Regions from separate parts of the Homo sapiens genome. Here all the other regions are linked to region 1. A link is a contact called in ENCODE Hi-C or POLR2A ChIA-PET data. All regions are on one chromosome and are shown on one strand. The core of a region is the stretch at or near the end of the contact, and the rest is flanking DNA. Distances in the headings are between cores, read along the strand shown. Region 1 holds the start of PAGR1 (PAXIP1 associated glutamate rich protein 1). Region 2 holds the start of FBXL19 (F-box and leucine rich repeat protein 19). Region 3 holds the start of BCL7C (BAF chromatin remodeling complex subunit BCL7C).

Region 1 (5,133 bases), core at 2,588-5,087:
ACACACTCTCTCTATAGGTGTTCAATAGAAAACACACACACACACTCTACAGGTGTTCAATAGAAAAAACACACACACACACTCACACTCTCTCTTCCTCTTTCCCGCAACGTGCTGTTTGGGAGCTTGAGGTTTCTCTCTTCTTCCCAAGTTTCTCAATGTCTGGGCTGGGGAAGGAGGGCCCAGGCTCCAGCAGGTACGGACACTGCACCCTAGAGGCAGGAGCAGTGGGAATCAGTATTTCCGCTGCCGAGGGAAGAGACTACTCCCGGAGGATCGGAGTGGGGGGCTGGCGGGGCTGGGGTCCTCCGAGTCCAGGCTGAAGAGGTCCCTCCCGGTACGAAGGATCTGCTCCTCCAGCTTCTTGTGTCTCTTCATGTCCGACAGCACCTTGTCCAGGCGGGCCTCCCGTTTCTGGCTCCGGGCTGAGCTTCCTGGAGAAGAGGAAGGTAAGATACATGGAAGGGATGGAGGTGGTGTACACCATACCTGCCTGGACCTCACTCATCACTTGGGGAGCTGGTTAAACATGCAGGTCCCCAGGCCTCTGTCTTGGAGGACCTGAGGTTCAGGGTTGGACCTCAGAGAGGGTGAGAAGCAAAGATCTTGATTGACAGGAAGGCACAGGTAATGTGAAGAACAGGGAGGAACATACTGGGCAGGGGAATGGCAAGGGTAGAGGCCCCAGGACAAGAACAGAGTTCTGTTCAAAGAAGAGTGCAGGCCGGGCATGGTGGTTCACGCTTGTAATGCCAGCACTTTGGGAGGCTGAGGTGGGCAACTCACGAGGTCAGGAGTTTGAGACCAGCCTGGCCAACACAAAAAATTAGCTGGGCGTGGTGGTGGGCGCCTGTAATCCCAGCTACTTGGGAGGCTGAGGCAGAAGAATCGCTTGAACCCGGGAGGTGGAGGTTGCAATGAGCCAAGATCGCACTACTGCACTCCAGCCTCGGTGACACAGCTACACTCCGTCTCCCCTACTCGCCAAAAACAAAAACAAAAAAAAGAGTGCAGAGAACTGGAGGTGGCGGGAAAAGCGCTTGGATTCTCCTTTGACATGCTCTTCCCTGGCAAGATGGAATCCCTTGGAAAATTTTAAGTGGAAAAGTGACACGATTTATGGCTGAGTGCAGCAGCTCACGCCTGTAATTCCAGCACTTTGGGAAGCTGAGGCAGGCACTTTGGGAAGCTTTAGGTCAGGAGTTCAAGACCAGCCTCGCCAACATGGCGAAACCCCCTCTCTACTAGAAAATACAAAAATTAGCTAGGCGTGGTGACGTGTCCTTGTAATCCCAGCTACTCAGGAGACTGAGGTAGGAGAATCGCTTCAACCCAGGAGGTGGAGATTGCAGTGAGCCAAGATCATGCCACTGCACTCCAGCCTGAGCAAGAGAAAGACTTCGTCTCAAAGAAAAAAAAAGTGATATGATTTATGTTTTAAAAGGTTCATCTGAATTGCAGAAGCTGGAAGCAGAGAGCCCAGTTAGGAGCTACTACAACTATCCAGGCAAGAAAGACAGTGGCTTGGATGGGGATGTGGTATTGAAAGTGGAGACTAGCAGAGGTACTTGGAAATGTACATCTTATAGCTACCAAGACTTGCTGCTGGTGTGAATGTTCAGGTAAAAGAGAGAGAAATCAAGAATGGCTCTAGGCTGGGTGCAGTGACTCATGCCTGTAATCTCAGCACTTTGAGAACCGAGGCGGATGGATCACTTGAGCTCAAGAGTTCGAGACCAACCAGTCTGGGCAACACAGCAAGACTCTGTCTCTCCACCCCTCAAAAAAAAGAAAAAAGGAAAGGCATGACTCTGAGGGTAAATTCTAGGAAGGCATGTGGGGTGGGAAATGGGGCCAGCGGTGTGATTAAAGAATGTACATGGTAGTAGAGGGATGCAGATCTAGATAATATTGAAAGGCCAGGACTTGGACTTCTGGGAATGGGAAACATGATAGAATTATCTGTAATTTTCCAGAATCAATGACTAGTTGTTTTTTTAAAAAAAGAATTATCTGTAATTGTGTTTTTTGAGACGGAGTCTCACTCTCTCGCCCAGGCTGGAGTGCAGTGGTGTGATCTCAGGTCACTGCAACCTCCACCTCCCAGGCTCAAGCGATTCTCCTGCCTCAGCCTCCTGAGTAGCTGGGACTACAGGTGCCCGCCACTATGCCCGGCTAATTTTTTGTATTATAATTGTCTCTTAAAGGAAGACAAGGGGCCAGGCGCATTGGCTCATGCCTGCAATCCTAGCACTTTGGGAGGCTGAGGTGGGCGGATCACAAGGTCAGGAATTCAAGACCAGCCTGGCCAACATGGTGAAAGCCTGTCTCTACTAAAAATACAAAAATTGGCCCAGAGTGGTGGCATGCGTCTGTAATCCCAGCTACTTGGGAGGCTGAGGCAGGAGAATTGCTTGAACCCAGGAGGCGGAGGTTGCAGTGAGTTGAGATCGTGCCATTGCACTCCAGCCTGGGGGACAAGGGCAAGACTCCATCTCAAAAAAAAAAAAAAAAAAAAAAGGAAGACAAGGTAGTAATCTAAGTCATAAAGATGGTGCTACTGGGTGAATACTCTCTCCTGCAGCTGTAAGTTGTGTGGGAGCTGAGGCAGCAAGCAAAGGCCTCTAGGGGAGCCGATCTTGGGTAACTGAGCCGAGGCCCTTCACCTCCCCCAACTGTTTCCTCTTCGTTTGTACCTGGGGTGCGTCTCCGGTCAATCAGGGAGTCCTTTGGTGTCACTGGCTCATCATCAAAATCAAATTCCGTGGGCATGTGTGGTCTGGGACAGGTGAACATAGTTAAGGGTGAGGGCGGTCCTCCCTCCCACCCACACGTGTGCTTCTCCCCTGCCCGTTCCTCCTCCCCCGCTGGCTTCCCTCCCTCCACTTTCAAAGGTTCCAGCGTCCCACATTTTCCCCTCCCTATTTCCTCCCGCCATCAGGGGAGCAGCCCCGGGACAAGGTGTAAGGGTGTGCCTTTACTTTTCCTCTTCCTCTTCTTTGGCCTCCGGCTCCTCATCGGATCTCTCCTCTTCGCTCTGGGCCTCCGGCGTGGGAGGCCGGCGGGGCAGGATCTCGGCTTGCAGCTCCAGAGTACCGTGGGCAGCCAGCAGTTCATAGAGCCGCTGGATTTCGGAGGGCGGGGGCATCCAGGGCTGCCCATCCGCAGGCAGCTCCACCTCCTCGTCGCTGCAGGGCACGCACCAGTCCTCGGAGTCCTCCTCGGCAGGCTCTTCTCCCCCAGCGCTGGGGACTTCTCCCTGCGCCTCCTCGCCCCCGGACCCCTCACGCTCGGTCTCCTCTCGGCCTCCTTCCCCCTCGTCCTCGGCCTTACCGGCCGAGGCAGAGGGGCCTCCGGTATCCTCCACGGCCAGAGCCTGGAGGCCGGAGGTCACTTCCCCTTCTTCAGACAGAGGCGCCGCCGTACTGGCCGCAGTGTCTCCATGGCCCCGAGCAAGGGACATAGGCCACTAGGGCAGGGACCCTGCGACGACAGATACTGGAGTCCGAAGCCAGGGTCCCCCAGGGATCGGGCTCCCCTGGGGGTTCGGGACCGTTTCCAGCCAATCACGCTCCCGCAGGGGACTCCGCGGCCAGACCGCCCGTCCCCGGGAGGGGGCGCTCAGTCCCCACCAAGGACCCCGCCCCGGAGATCGAGGTTCGGTACTCCGAGGCTCCCGGGCCCCGCAGAAACCACTTTCCGAAAGAGGGAAAGGGGGAGGAGAGGGACGGGCCACTCTTCTCGCTTCCACGACGCCCCTCTCCACACCCGGACACGGCGCCTTCTCCCCAGACCTTTCAGTTGTGGGCCACGTCAAGTCAGATGCCGTACGCACCTGGAGCTAAGACCCGCCTCCCAGGCTGCGCAGGGTCACGCTACGCAGGCGCACAGAAATGGCGCGGGAGGCTCCGCTCTAGGCAAGGCTACTTGGAAGAGGAAAGCGAGGGAAGGCTTGCACATGCGCGAGTAAGCGCACAGGCTTCAGCCCACAGTAAAGATGGCCACCGGGAAGTCGCATGCGTATACCACCCAGTAAGGTTCTGCCAGAAAGGCAGCACCGCCGGGCCGGCGGGACGAACGCAGGAACCAACCGAGATTGGAGGCGAGTCTCATGCAGTCTCCGTTTATTGGTGTTTCAGACTCATGCAGCATCCGGCATACAAAAAGGGAGAAATCAGTTTGATAATAGCCTTTTTTTTTTTTTTTTAAGAATTTTAGTTTTTTTCTTCCCCCAGACTTTTTTTTTTTTTTTTTTTTTTTTTTTAAGGAAAAAAACCCCCGCCAAATCCGAACCGCGTTGTAGCTCGGTCCCCGCCTCCTCAGCGGGCTGTCGCGTGCAACAAACCTCCCCCATCATCTTAGAAAATAATTATAGAGCGCGGCGCCCCGCCCTCGCTCCTGCCAGTGGGCGCTTTGGTCCTATTTTTTGGATTATTTCATTACGAAGCACGTGAATGAATCTAGCCCCCACACCTTCAAGAAAGAAACTCGCGGACTGGGGTTGAAAAGCCCAGGTGGGCGGGTCAACTCCAGCTGACCTGGAAGGGTCAGCGCCGCGTCCCTCCCTTCTCCCCTGCGTGCGTTCGGAACCAGTACTCGCCACCCTCACCCGAGTCCCCATACGAGGCCCGGCTTGCCAACTCTGCGACCTGCCAGGCACCCTTGGGTGTCCGACCCTGGGTGGTCCCAGCAGAGAACAGTCCGAGCCTGGGGTTGGGGAGCCCTCTCCCAACACTGCTCCCTGCCCCCAAGCCTCGTCTAAGTGCTGTCAATTTTGCAGAGTAAACGGTGACGGGAGGTTGGAGAAGAGGATGCTTAAGGGAGATGAGGAGGCAGGAAGAGGAAGGGGGCGGGACGTGGAGAGGAAAGGGGAGATGATAAAGAAGGGAAGGAAGAGAGGACTGAGGGTTGAGAGATGCCAAGACAATGAAAGTTGGGAGGAGGCGGCCAGGGTGGAGGTCCAGAGAATTTGGGGGGCTGGAAGAAGTGCAGGGAGGCCAGGAGAGATGCAGGGAGGCTGAGAGCGCAGAGTTGGGGAGGTGTTCAGGGAGGTTTCCAGAGTGCAGGGAGGTTTCCAGAAGTGCAGGGATAGGGGGCCAAGAGGCCGGAGGGGATGCAGGCATTAGTGCAGGG
Region 2 (5,133 bases), core at 924-3,423, 1.1 Mb before region 1:
AGCAACGCCGAGGGCTGTAGGTGGATGGTGGCAGGGTCAGATGGGCCCACTGGGGCCCTGGCCTGGGAGACCCCTGACAGGTCCCTCCACCTACAGGCAGCTAGAGCCTGCCCTCTTCCTCAGGGGGACAAGGAGGTCACCCCCTTCTGTGTATCTGGGGGCCAATCCTCTACTCAAGGCCTGTCTCCCTGCAGCAGCTCAAGAGGAGCCCAAGAACTGCTTCCTGGCCTCGCTCCTCTACCGCCTCCTCAGGGTCCCTTCCCTAGCCCAGGGAGCAGGAGGGGACACCGAGGCCCTCTCCTCTGCCATCCCCACACCGGAGCTCCTTGGAAAGGCCAGGCACTCCTTGTCCGTGGTGTTAGCTTGGAGAGATCCCAACTCTTCCCCTGTTATCCGAGTGTAGAATATCCCAGGCTCTCCCCAACCTCAATCTGGGGTAAACTGCCCAGATTCACCTCCCAGATACCCAGAGATTCCTAGACGGAAGCTCCGGACTTTTCCTCCCCCCCGCCCCACCAACCTTTTCATCCACAGCAGCCATCCAATCTCTCTTCCCCTCAACCCAGTTATCCTCACCAGATCCAGCGAGATCCTTGCCCCCAAGTCCCTAACGATCTCCTCTGCCCACTAACTCCCCAGAGCTCTGACAGCCCTGGAGATGCTTCTTCAGAGACCCTTCTCAGCCCAAGATCTCAGCCCCTCTTGTTCCCCACAGGGTTCCCTCCTCCAGGACACCCTCCTCTTGGATCCCTCAGGTCCACCTGGGCAATCTCCCAAATTCCTTGGGATTCTAGAATCCAGCCTGACATCTTCCCAGAACTGAGGATGGGCTCAGTCCTAGGACCCCCAGCTTCCCGGGCTGCTTTCATCCCTAATCATCTAGAATCCCTTGGGCTCCCCCTCCCATGGAAACCAGATCCTCCAAGATCCCATGTGGAATTAGAAGCCTGGAGGGTCTCTTCCCAGTCAGTCTTACCCCAGATTCCCCCTTTCCGGGGACTTTCATACCCATCCATGGGGCTAAGGGGCCCTCCAGCGCTCCAGGGGAGGGGCCTGGAGGGCGGCGACTGCAGGCGGGGGTGGGGGCTTTCAAGGGGAAGCAGGGTCTAGGAAGGAGGGCCAGTTCCCCAGGGTGGAGAGGTCATAGGAAGGAGGGCTGGAGATGAGTTTGGAGTAGAGAGAGGGTGAGGCTGGGGGCGGGGAAGGTAGAGAGAGGCCGGGCTGAGGATGAATGGGAGTGGGCGCTGCCCAGGTCTGGGGGTGAGGAGGAGCCGCATGAACCCACCTCACACGTGTCCCGGGAGCCATCTCTCCCTTCTCGGCAGCTCCCGGCGGGTCGGCGGCCATCGGCGGCGGGGGGGCCGGGCGGCGCGGGGCGCGGAACGCTCAGAACGCCGGGGTCCACGGCCCCCCGAGGGCGCTCGGCCCCTCCCTCCGGCGGAGGCCGGGACGGCGGCGAGTGGAGATGGGGGGCGCCGGGGGCGAGGCCCTCCCACGGGCTGCGGCGCGGCCCTTCCAGGGGGAGGTCCTGCTCTGGGAGGCTCAGTCCCTCAGCCCCCCCAGGCCAACGGGGGCTCCTTGGGCGCAGGGTGCTCAGCTTCTGCCCGGGGCCCACTCAGTCCCGGGTCCGAGTCCCAGCTCCCCTCCCCCCACCCCGCCCCGCCTCTCCCCAGCGCCCCTGGCCCTTTAACTGGCCCCTTCCCGGACCCCACTGCCCAGGGGTCCAGTGCCAGGCCTGGGCCCCCCCCACCGTTTCCGGGGTTCAAGCCCGCCCACCGCCGGTTCCCGGGGAGGGGGGGGTCGCTGTAACCTGCCCCCCTCCCCTGGGCCCGCCCCTGGACTGCGACCCCCTGCCCTACGGCTGCGAGGCGAGCGGAGGGGGAGGTGAAGGAAGCTGCTCCGGCCCCGCCCCCCCCAGCCCGCGCGCACCCCCGACCTCTCCCCCTCCCCCAAGCGCGCGACCCTCGGGAGATAGGGATTTAAATAAAATTTGAATAAATCCCCCTCCTCAAGCGGGAGGGTGGAAGGAAAGGATAGAGGGGGAGAGGGAAAGGGGAAGGGGGCAGTTGGGGTGTCTCAGCCCCCCTGGTCCCCCAGCCCCGCGCTGCTACGGCCCGGGGCCCTGGCCGCCTCTCTCATCCCTCCTCAGCTCCTTCCTCCTTCCTCCTCTCTTCCCCCCTCCCCTCCCCTCCCTCCTCCTTCCCTCCTCCTCCTCCTCCTCCCCCTCTTTACTCCCTCCTTCTCCCAGAGGAACCCCGCCCCCTTCCCCCTCCTTCCTCCACCACCTCCACTTTCCAGGACGAACGCACGCAGGGCTCGACGGGAGTTGTAGTCCTGCGGCCACTGATGCTACGGGGGAACAATAGGACGCTGGGGACAGCGGGAACTACAAACAGGACGGCGGAGGGCGTGCCCAGCCGGGAGCCGAGGATGCCGGGAGTTAGAGTCCCGTTGCCCCGAGGCTCCCAGTTGCAGAACATCGAGAAGGAGAGGGAACGATGACTACAAACAAGATGGCCTTCTCCCCCGACCCGACCTCCTTCCCAGGCACTCACACGCCCTCCTGTCCACAACCCTCCGCGTGTGTGGTACCTGACGGGAGTCGCAGTCCATCTGCTGCCTTCCCGCTGCCATTTCTACTCGTCAGGAACAATGGAAAGGTGAAAAGGAAAGAGGACTACAAGCAAGATGGCGGAAGAGGGACATACACCTGACTAGTAGTCGATCTTACGAGGTGCGATGGGATTAGTAGTTTTATAGCCTTCCAGTGTTCCTTAAGAATGGCGGAACCAGGAGGACGAGGAGACTACCGTAAAGATGGCAGGCTACCTAGCCTCTCCCGGTCTCCGCTTTCCACCACCTTGGGCACCTCGCCCGCCTGTGGTCTCGAAATCCCCCCCACCAGTGGCGCACGGCCTGACGGGAGTTGCAGTCTCCCGGCTCCCGTCTATCATCTCAAGTCGAGACAATGGAAGGGGATGGGGCGGGGCCACCGGCAAAGATGGCGGCTGCAGGGCCGGGGCGACTGCGACATGGGATGTGTAGTCCAGGCGTCTGGCCTCTTCCCTGCGGAAATGAGGGAGAGGACTACGAAAAAGATGGCGACCTCGCCCCTCGACCTCTGCGCCGGTGCCTGCTGGGAAATGTAGTTCCTTGCCGAGTCCAACAGAGAAAGGACGTCGCTGTTGAAATGTGAATCCCGGCGGACACGCCAAATTGCGAGGCGACGGAAACGGAAAGACTCTTTTCTCCTCTCTCCGCCACCGGCTTCTGAACAGCCTGGCGGGAAATGTAGTCCCAAGCTTTCACTCGCGAGTGGAGGGGAAGGATTTATGTCACCAGTGGGGATCAGTGCGGGTGGGGGAGAAAAACGTCGGGCGATCCGGGAATAAAGAATGTCCGCCTCTCCATGGGGCGAGGACTTCGCGTTTCAGGGGAGGGCCCTTAAAGGAAGGCAGCAGGAATCAGTCTTGTCGAACAGGGGGGCGTGGTTCTCGTCGAGAGTGCATTCACACTCTTGTTCCCTAGAAAGCCTGGGCACCTCCCACTCGATTCCTGCTCCTCAGACCTCCGGGAATCAGTGTCTTACAAGACGTGCGGGCTCCGGGGAAAAGGACCTGGAGTCACAGCGAATCCCCGCCCCGCCCCGGGAAGCCACCAAACCTTGCTTTTTCTCATCTGCAAAATGGGGACAATGGGGATAATGATCCCCACCTCGAAGCACAGTTGTGAGTGTTAAACAAGCCAATGTTCTTGTCACCAAAGTGCCCAACTCTGGCACGGGGCACGCGGTGGTAGATCCCTTTCTAAGGTCCCTTCCAGCCCAGCCGTTCTGGGAGCCCAGGAATCCATGATGCCGGACAGAGTTCGCTCCTGTGAGAAGAAAACTGACCCGCAGGCTCCTCCCAGATTGAACCGACCCCCGCCCCTCCTCATCGGGGTCCTCCAGCGTCTGTTACCGAGCACTGCTCCCAGGGGGCGCTCAATCTCCATTCGACTGAGGTACTACAAACACGATTTCCGCAACCTGGAGTTGGAGGCATTGCAGGCTGTCCAGCCTCATCCCCTGCCTGATATCCAGTCAGCCTTGGAGGCCTCTGCCTAGACACTTCAACTGCCTATGCAAATGGAACGGCTTCTCATCTTTCTGCCGTTTTTTGGTTTTTTTTGTGTGTGTTTTAAGGTCTTGCTCTGTCACTTGGGTTGGAGTGCAGTTGCAGGATCATAGTTTGCTGCAGCCTCGACCTCCTGGGCTTAAGCGATCCTCCTCCCTCAGCCTTGTGAATACCTGGGACTTCAGGCACGCGCCACTACACCCAGCTAATTTTTAAACTATAATTTTTTTTTGTTCAGACGAAGTCTCGCTATGTTGCCCAGGCTGGTCTCGAACTCCTGGCCACAAGTGTGCCTCCCGCCTTGGCCTCCCTAAGTGTTGGGATTATAGGTGTGAGCCAGCAGCCATACCCCTCTTCTCAATCTTCCTTCTCCCCTGGAAAACCTGCTCACTTCTGACCCCAAGACAGCCCCCTCCCCTTCCCTCTGTCTTCTGTGTTTGGCAGACCAGCCCCAGCGAGGACTTGTTGGTTGTGGTTTTTCTATCAGGGAAGTCAATGGCTGGCCAGTGTAGTGTGAAGTCCCAGCTTGGCAGAGACTTGCCCAAGGCTGGATAGGAGGCTTCTTTGCCGCTCAGGCTTTATCAGTCAGGAAATCCTTAGCCCTCCCTAGAGGATTGGCTGTCCCCTCTATCCTCACTGCTTGAATTTGGTGTTGCATGATTGATTTCTACCCTGTTCCCTCTGCTTGAGGGCTATCCTCCCCATGCCCATCTCACTTCTCCACCAAGTTCACTGTTCATCATTTACAGGTCTCTATTTATGTATTTATTATTTATTTTTCTACTTTCCCACTTTTCTAAAAGGTCTCTATTTAAATGCCACTGTCAATCCCAGCACTTTGGGAGGCCTAGGCGGGCGGATCATGAAGTCAAGAGTTCGAGACCAGCAATGGCCAGTATGGTGAAACCCTGTCTCTCCTAAAAATACAAAAATTAGCCGGGCATGGTGGAATGTGCCTGTAATCCCACCTACTCGAGAGGCTGAGGCAGCAGAATTGCTTGAACCCGGGAGGTGGAGG
Region 3 (5,133 bases), core at 742-3,241, 1.1 Mb before region 1:
GCCCCCCACCCCCAGGAGAACAAGCTACAGAGACCTGGACAGGAAGTCACACCCATACGTCAACCCCATTAACCTGGTGTAGACGGAAAGGAAGGCACATAGGGATGATCCATACTTGGTTTCTGGCCCCCGCGAGGGGCTCGCGGTCTGTCGAGGAAGCCCATAGACAACAGAAGCTAATGGGGTTTGTGAATGAAGACGAGGAGGCCCGTGTGTGTGTGCGCTTGCGTGTGTCTGCGTGTGTGCGTGCATGCGGACGTGTGTGCGTGTGAGCATGCGTGTGTGCGAGTGGATTTGTGTGCGTGTGAGTGTGCAGGTGTGCGCGTGTGTGCATGTGCGCGTGCATGTGTGTGCGTGTGTTCGTGTGAGTGGGTGTGTGTATTGCCGTGAGCAATTGCTGGAATAAAAGAAGAAAGAGTTTAACTGGAGAGGGCACAGCAGATAGAATTGAGCCAGACAATTGGTAGGGCCCACAATCACATGTGTATTAACTGTAAATATTTATTGGGCATTTACCATGTGCTGGGCACTGTTCTAAGAGCCATATGCACATTAACTAACTCCTGTGTTATAGATGCGGAATAGAGAGAAGTGACTTGTCCAGGGTAACACAGTTAGGTGTGGCACAACTGGGATTTTACCTAAGCAGCTTGGCTCAAAAAAATGCTGTCTTAACCATGCTCCTAACCCCTTATACCCTTAACCTCTGGACATGGTCACGCCCAAATTCACAGACACAACAGCCACACCTTGAAACACACACACACACACAACAGCAGCACAAATTTTGACATGGTCTTATCTGCTGACAAGCCAGCCTCAAATAAAGTCAACAAAGACACACTCATTTTATTTAAGTAATGTACATTTTATTTAAGTCATGTGATGGATTTTCACAGAATACATATGCCCAGGGAACCAGCACCAGATTACACAACAGAACTGGATCAGCTCCCAGAAGCTCTCCCCTCGTCCCCTCCCAACCCTAAGGGCGATCACTATCTTGACTTTGGTGCACTATAAATTAGTTTTGTCTGGTTCTGAACGTAATACACCTGGAACCATCTAGTATGTACTGTTGCATTTGGCTTCTGTCACTCAAGATTTCATCATGCGACTTGTCTATGTTGCTGTGTGTAGCCGGGCATGTCAATCCCGTTGCTGTGTCTATGTGCATGGTAGTGAGTAGGGCATCATTCATTTTCCATTCTGTTGATGGGTTATTTCCAGTTTGGGGCTGTTATGAAAGGGCTCTGAACATTCCCATGCACCCTCTTGATGCTCACACCTACACATTTCTGCTGGGTGTTGACAGCCTAGGAGTGGAACTGCTGGATCACAGAGGTGGCATATGTTCGGCTTCATTAGAAAACTGCCAGTTTTCCAAAATGTCTCTACCAATTTACACTCCCCCAGAAATACAAGAGAGGTCCAGTCGCTCTACTTTCTCGCCTCCACACGGTGCGGTCTTTTTCACTTTAGCCATTCTGGTGGTGGAGACCCACTCGTATTCGCAGCGCCTGGAGCGTAATTGGCACTCAGTTAACAAGACTGTTGAATGAATGGATGACTGAGTAAGTTGGGCGGTGTAGACCAACAGCCTGGCGAGGGCGGACACACGCACGCACTCCACACACAGCGTTTCGCGGACACCCACCGCGGCTCACGCAGCGCAGGACACAGACCCTGTCGCGCACCCCGCGCCCACGTGGTCTGAACACACGGCCTCGGCCCTGCCTCGCGCGTCCGGTCGCAACTCCCGCTCTCCGTCCCCAACTCGCGCGTCCGTCCCCAACTCCCGCTCTCGGCGGCGGGCAGGGGGCGCTGAGCGTCCAGGCGCTCCAAGGGGGCGGGCCCGGGTCGGGGCGGGGCCGGCCGGGCTTCCAGGCCTGGGCTCTGGCCGCCCGCGCCACCGGGCCGCTCCGGGGACAGGCCGGGGCGGGGCGCGGCGGCAGGAAACGGGGCGGGGACTTGCGGAGGCGTTGGGGACGAGAGAGGGCGCGGCCAACTCCAGGGGGGACGGCAGGCCGAGAGCGCGGCGCCCGGGCCTGGCGCGGAGCCTGAGCCCGCCGGACGGGAGGCGGCCCCGCCGCGGGCTCGGCCCCGGCCCCAGCCCCGCCAGCATGGCCGGCCGGACTGTACGGGCCGAGACCCGGAGCCGGGCCAAGGATGACATCAAGAAGGTGATGGCGACCATCGAGAAGGTCCGGAGATGGTGAGCGCTGCTCGGGGGCCAGGGACGGGACACAGCGGGACCACCAGCACCAAAGGCGTCTACGCTGCCCTCGCCAGCTCTGGGCCCCGGGTGTTCGGTGTATCTCCACCCACTAGCTTTGCCCTGGATCCACAGGGCTCTGTCCCCGTTCGCCTGGCTACTCCTGGGGGTCTACAAAGCGTGATCCCCAGCCGTGTCCTCCCAGAGCGGGAGCCCCCTCTTGTGCCCCGCCCCCTAAAGCTTTGACACCCCTCCTGCAGGTGCGCCCCAGGATCTGCAGGGCTCTGATCCCGGGCCAGGCCCATAGCCACGCCCCCCATGTGTGCCCCAGGGGTCCGCAGAGCCAGGGCCCCAAATCATATCCTCTCTCTAGAGGCACCCACCGCCTATGCCCTGGGGTTTGCAGGACTCTCTTCCTCCATGTAACTATGCCCCATTAGCAAAACTGTTGCTATCCTCCTGTGCCTCCTCAACCTCTGCAGGTACCCCCAGATGTGTCCAGCTCCTAGGGGGGTGGGTCTCCCCTCAGGCCTCTCTGACCCAGCCCCCCACCCTCCCACAGGGAGAAGCGATGGGTGACTGTGGGCGACACTTCCCTTCGTATCTTCAAGTGGGTGCCAGTGGTGGATCCCCAGGAGGAGGTGAGCAACCCCCATTCCCACAAGGCCCTGCATCTGTGCAACCTCAGGCAAGTTCCTCCCCACGCTGACCTCTACCTCCAGCTCCCCGAGACCTCAGATGCAGCAGGACAGACGGGAACCATCATTAGCAGCTCCTCCCCTTTTGCCCTCTTTTCTGCTCCACACCCCCTGAGTTTGAGCCCTTTTGCTTCTCAGTGCCTCAGTTTCCTTAGGTGTATGGTGGGGCTTTCCAAGAGCTCTGACCCTAATCCTCTAACCCCCAGGAGCGAAGGCGGGCAGGTGGCGGGGCAGAGAGATCCCGTGGCCGGGAACGTCGGGGCAGGGGCGCCAGTCCCCGAGGGGGTGGCCCTCTCATCCTGCTGGATCTTAATGGTAGGTAGGGATCCTGAAACGCGGGGGGCTGTGGGGACTGAAGGAGTGTACTAGGGATCTCAGGCCAACCATCTCGGCTCTTGCTCCCGCAGATGAGAACAGCAACCAGAGTTTCCATTCGGAAGGTTCCCTGCAAAAGGGCACAGAGCCCAGTCCTGGGGGCACCCCCCAGCCCAGCCGCCCTGTGTCACCTGCCGGACCCCCAGAAGGGGTCCCTGAGGAGGCTCAGCCCCCACGGCTGGGCCAAGAGAGAGGTAGGACCAGGTACCTCCCAGGAGCTCTCTCCTCTAAGTCCTGTCTTCTCCAGAGTCTAACCTACCAGCTCATCCCTATACCTGCTCCCCGTCTTGTGCACCCTCCTCAAGGCGCCTTCCGACTCCTGCAGAATCTCCCTGTAGCTACAGTCTCATTCCTCTGGTCTCTTAGAATCTATACAGACATATCACTGTCTGAGATTTTCATGTAAATTAATTTTTTACTAGTTTATCTTTCTCCTCACTCTCATGTCAGTTTCCTGAATGTTGGGCCCATATTGATCCTTTTTTTTTTTTTTTTTTTTTTTTTTTTTTGAGAAAGGGTCTCGCTCTGTCACCCAGGCTGGAGTAGTATAGTGGTGTGATCATAGCTCACTGCAGCCTTGAACTTCCTGGGCTCAAGCGATCCTCCCGCCTCAGCCTCCCAAGTAGCTGGGACCACAGGCATATGCCACCACACCTGGCTAATTTTTGTATTTTTTGTAGAGATAAGGTTTCACCATGTTGCCCAGGCTGGTCTCAAACTCACTTGCTCAAGCAGTCCTCCACCTTCAGCCTCCCAAAGTGCTGGGATTACGGGTGTGAGCCATCACACCCACACCCGGCCCTCCCCCCCCTTTTTTTTAGAGACAAGGTCTCTGTCACCCACGCTGGAGTACTCTGGTGCAATCATAGCTCACTGCAGCCTCAAACTCCTGGGCTCAAGGGATCCTCTGGCCCCAGCCTCCCAAATAGCTGGGACTCAGGTGTGTGCCACCATGCCCAGCCAATTCTTAAATTTTTTGTAGAGGTAGGGTCTCGCTATGTTGCCAAGGTTGGTTTTGAACTCGTGGCCTGAAATGATCCTCCTGTCTCAGCCTCCCAAGGTGCTGGGATTATAGGCGTGAGTCACTGTGCCTGGCCCTATGTGATCTTGTTCACTACTGTATCCTCAGAATAATATGGGACACATAGTAGGTGCTCAGTAAATATCTGTTGAGTGAATAAATAATAGTGATAGTCATAGGGGTGATTAACAATAATAGGAATAACAACAGCTAGTATTTATTGAGCTCTTACTGTGTGCTAGGTGCCCTGGTAAACACTTTACGTGGTTGGGTTTTTTTCTTTTCTCTTTTTCTTTTCTTTGAGAGAGTTTCGCTCTTGCCAAGGCTGGAGTGCGACGGCACAATCTTGGCTCACTGCAACCTTCACCTCCTGGGTTCAGGCAATTCTCCTGCCTCAGCCTCCTGGGTAGCTGGGAATATAGGCATGAACCACCATGCTCGGCTGGTTTTGTATTTTTAGTAGAGTTGGGGTTTCGCCATGTTGGCCAGGCTGGTCTCAAACGCCTGACCTCAGGTGATCTGCCCGCCTTGGCCTCCCAAAGTGCTGGGATTACGAGCCACCACGCCCAGCCTTTTTTTTTTTTTTTTTTGAGATGAAGTCTTGCTCTGTTGCCCAGGCTGGAGAGCAGTGGTACGATCTTGGCTCACTGCAAACTCTGCCTCCCAGGTTCAAGCGATTCTTCTGCCTCAGCCTCCCATGTAGCTGGGATTACAGGCATGCCACCATGCCCGGCTGATTTTTGTTTTTTTTGTTTATTTGTTTGTTTGTTTTTGAGACAGAGTTTCATTCTTGTTGCCCAGACTAGAGTGCAATGGCACAATCT

The links. Hi-C counts contacts between places; a loop is a spot of excess contacts on that map. ChIA-PET counts read pairs that join two places held with the same protein, here RNA polymerase II (POLR2A). Pooled maps may share reads with other maps.
Region 2: a pooled map shows a loop between it and region 1 (11-fold over the local background). The contact joins the promoter of FBXL19 here to the promoter of PAGR1 in region 1. A Hi-C loop is called at or near these places in 3 of 168 maps with a recorded cell type or tissue (CD8-positive, alpha-beta T cell, Right ventricle myocardium superior and naive thymus-derived CD4-positive, alpha-beta T cell) and 12 of 50 pooled maps. POLR2A ChIA-PET finds 5 or more read pairs at or near these places in 1 of 52 experiments (MCF 10A).
Region 3: a loop to region 1 is called in a pooled map, with 3 times the contacts of the local background. The contact joins the promoter of BCL7C here to the promoter of PAGR1 in region 1. A Hi-C loop is called at or near these places in 1 of 168 maps with a recorded cell type or tissue (Right ventricle myocardium inferior) and 5 of 50 pooled maps. POLR2A ChIA-PET finds 5 or more read pairs at or near these places in 1 of 52 experiments (HEK293T).

The regions. Positions count from the first base shown.
Region 1 is chr16:29,814,856-29,819,988 of GRCh38, reverse strand. It overlaps PAGR1 (PAXIP1 associated glutamate rich protein 1), which reads right to left and starts at 3,837. Exons shown (of 3, transcript NM_024516.4): 1 at 2,982-3,837; 2 at 2,697-2,779; 3 at 1-434. The coding sequence starts at 3,463. The coding sequence ends at 235. PRRT2 (proline rich transmembrane protein 2) reads right to left here. Exons shown (of 4, transcript NM_145239.3): 4 at 4,108-5,133. MVP-DT (MVP divergent transcript) reads left to right here. Exons shown (of 4, transcript NR_186424.1): 2 at 388-449. RefSeq lists a silencer at 3,526-3,695 and enhancers at 3,886-4,135, 4,386-4,605, 4,498-5,127.
Region 2 is chr16:30,920,612-30,925,744 of GRCh38, reverse strand. It overlaps FBXL19 (F-box and leucine rich repeat protein 19), which reads right to left and starts at 2,173. Exons shown (of 11, transcript NM_001382779.1): 1 at 1,286-2,173; 2 at 1-14. It overlaps FBXL19-AS1 (FBXL19 antisense RNA 1), which reads left to right and starts at 2,476. Exons shown (of 1, transcript NR_024348.1): 1 at 2,476-5,133. RefSeq lists enhancers at 2,255-2,414, 2,455-2,544, 2,167-3,134, 2,575-3,394, 3,135-4,103.
Region 3 is chr16:30,890,935-30,896,067 of GRCh38, reverse strand. It overlaps BCL7C (BAF chromatin remodeling complex subunit BCL7C), which reads left to right and starts at 1,991. Exons shown (of 6, transcript NM_004765.4): 1 at 1,991-2,215; 2 at 2,778-2,856; 3 at 3,120-3,228; 4 at 3,321-3,482. The coding sequence starts at 2,124. It overlaps MIR762HG (MIR762 host gene), which reads right to left. Exons shown (of 3, transcript NR_110942.1): 3 at 848-1,520. It overlaps MIR762 (microRNA 762), which reads right to left and starts at 2,165; the gene lies at 2,083-2,165. It also overlaps a transcript of CTF1 not described here. RefSeq lists enhancers at 1-284, 285-790, 2,534-2,863, 2,402-3,034 and a silencer at 1,674-2,153.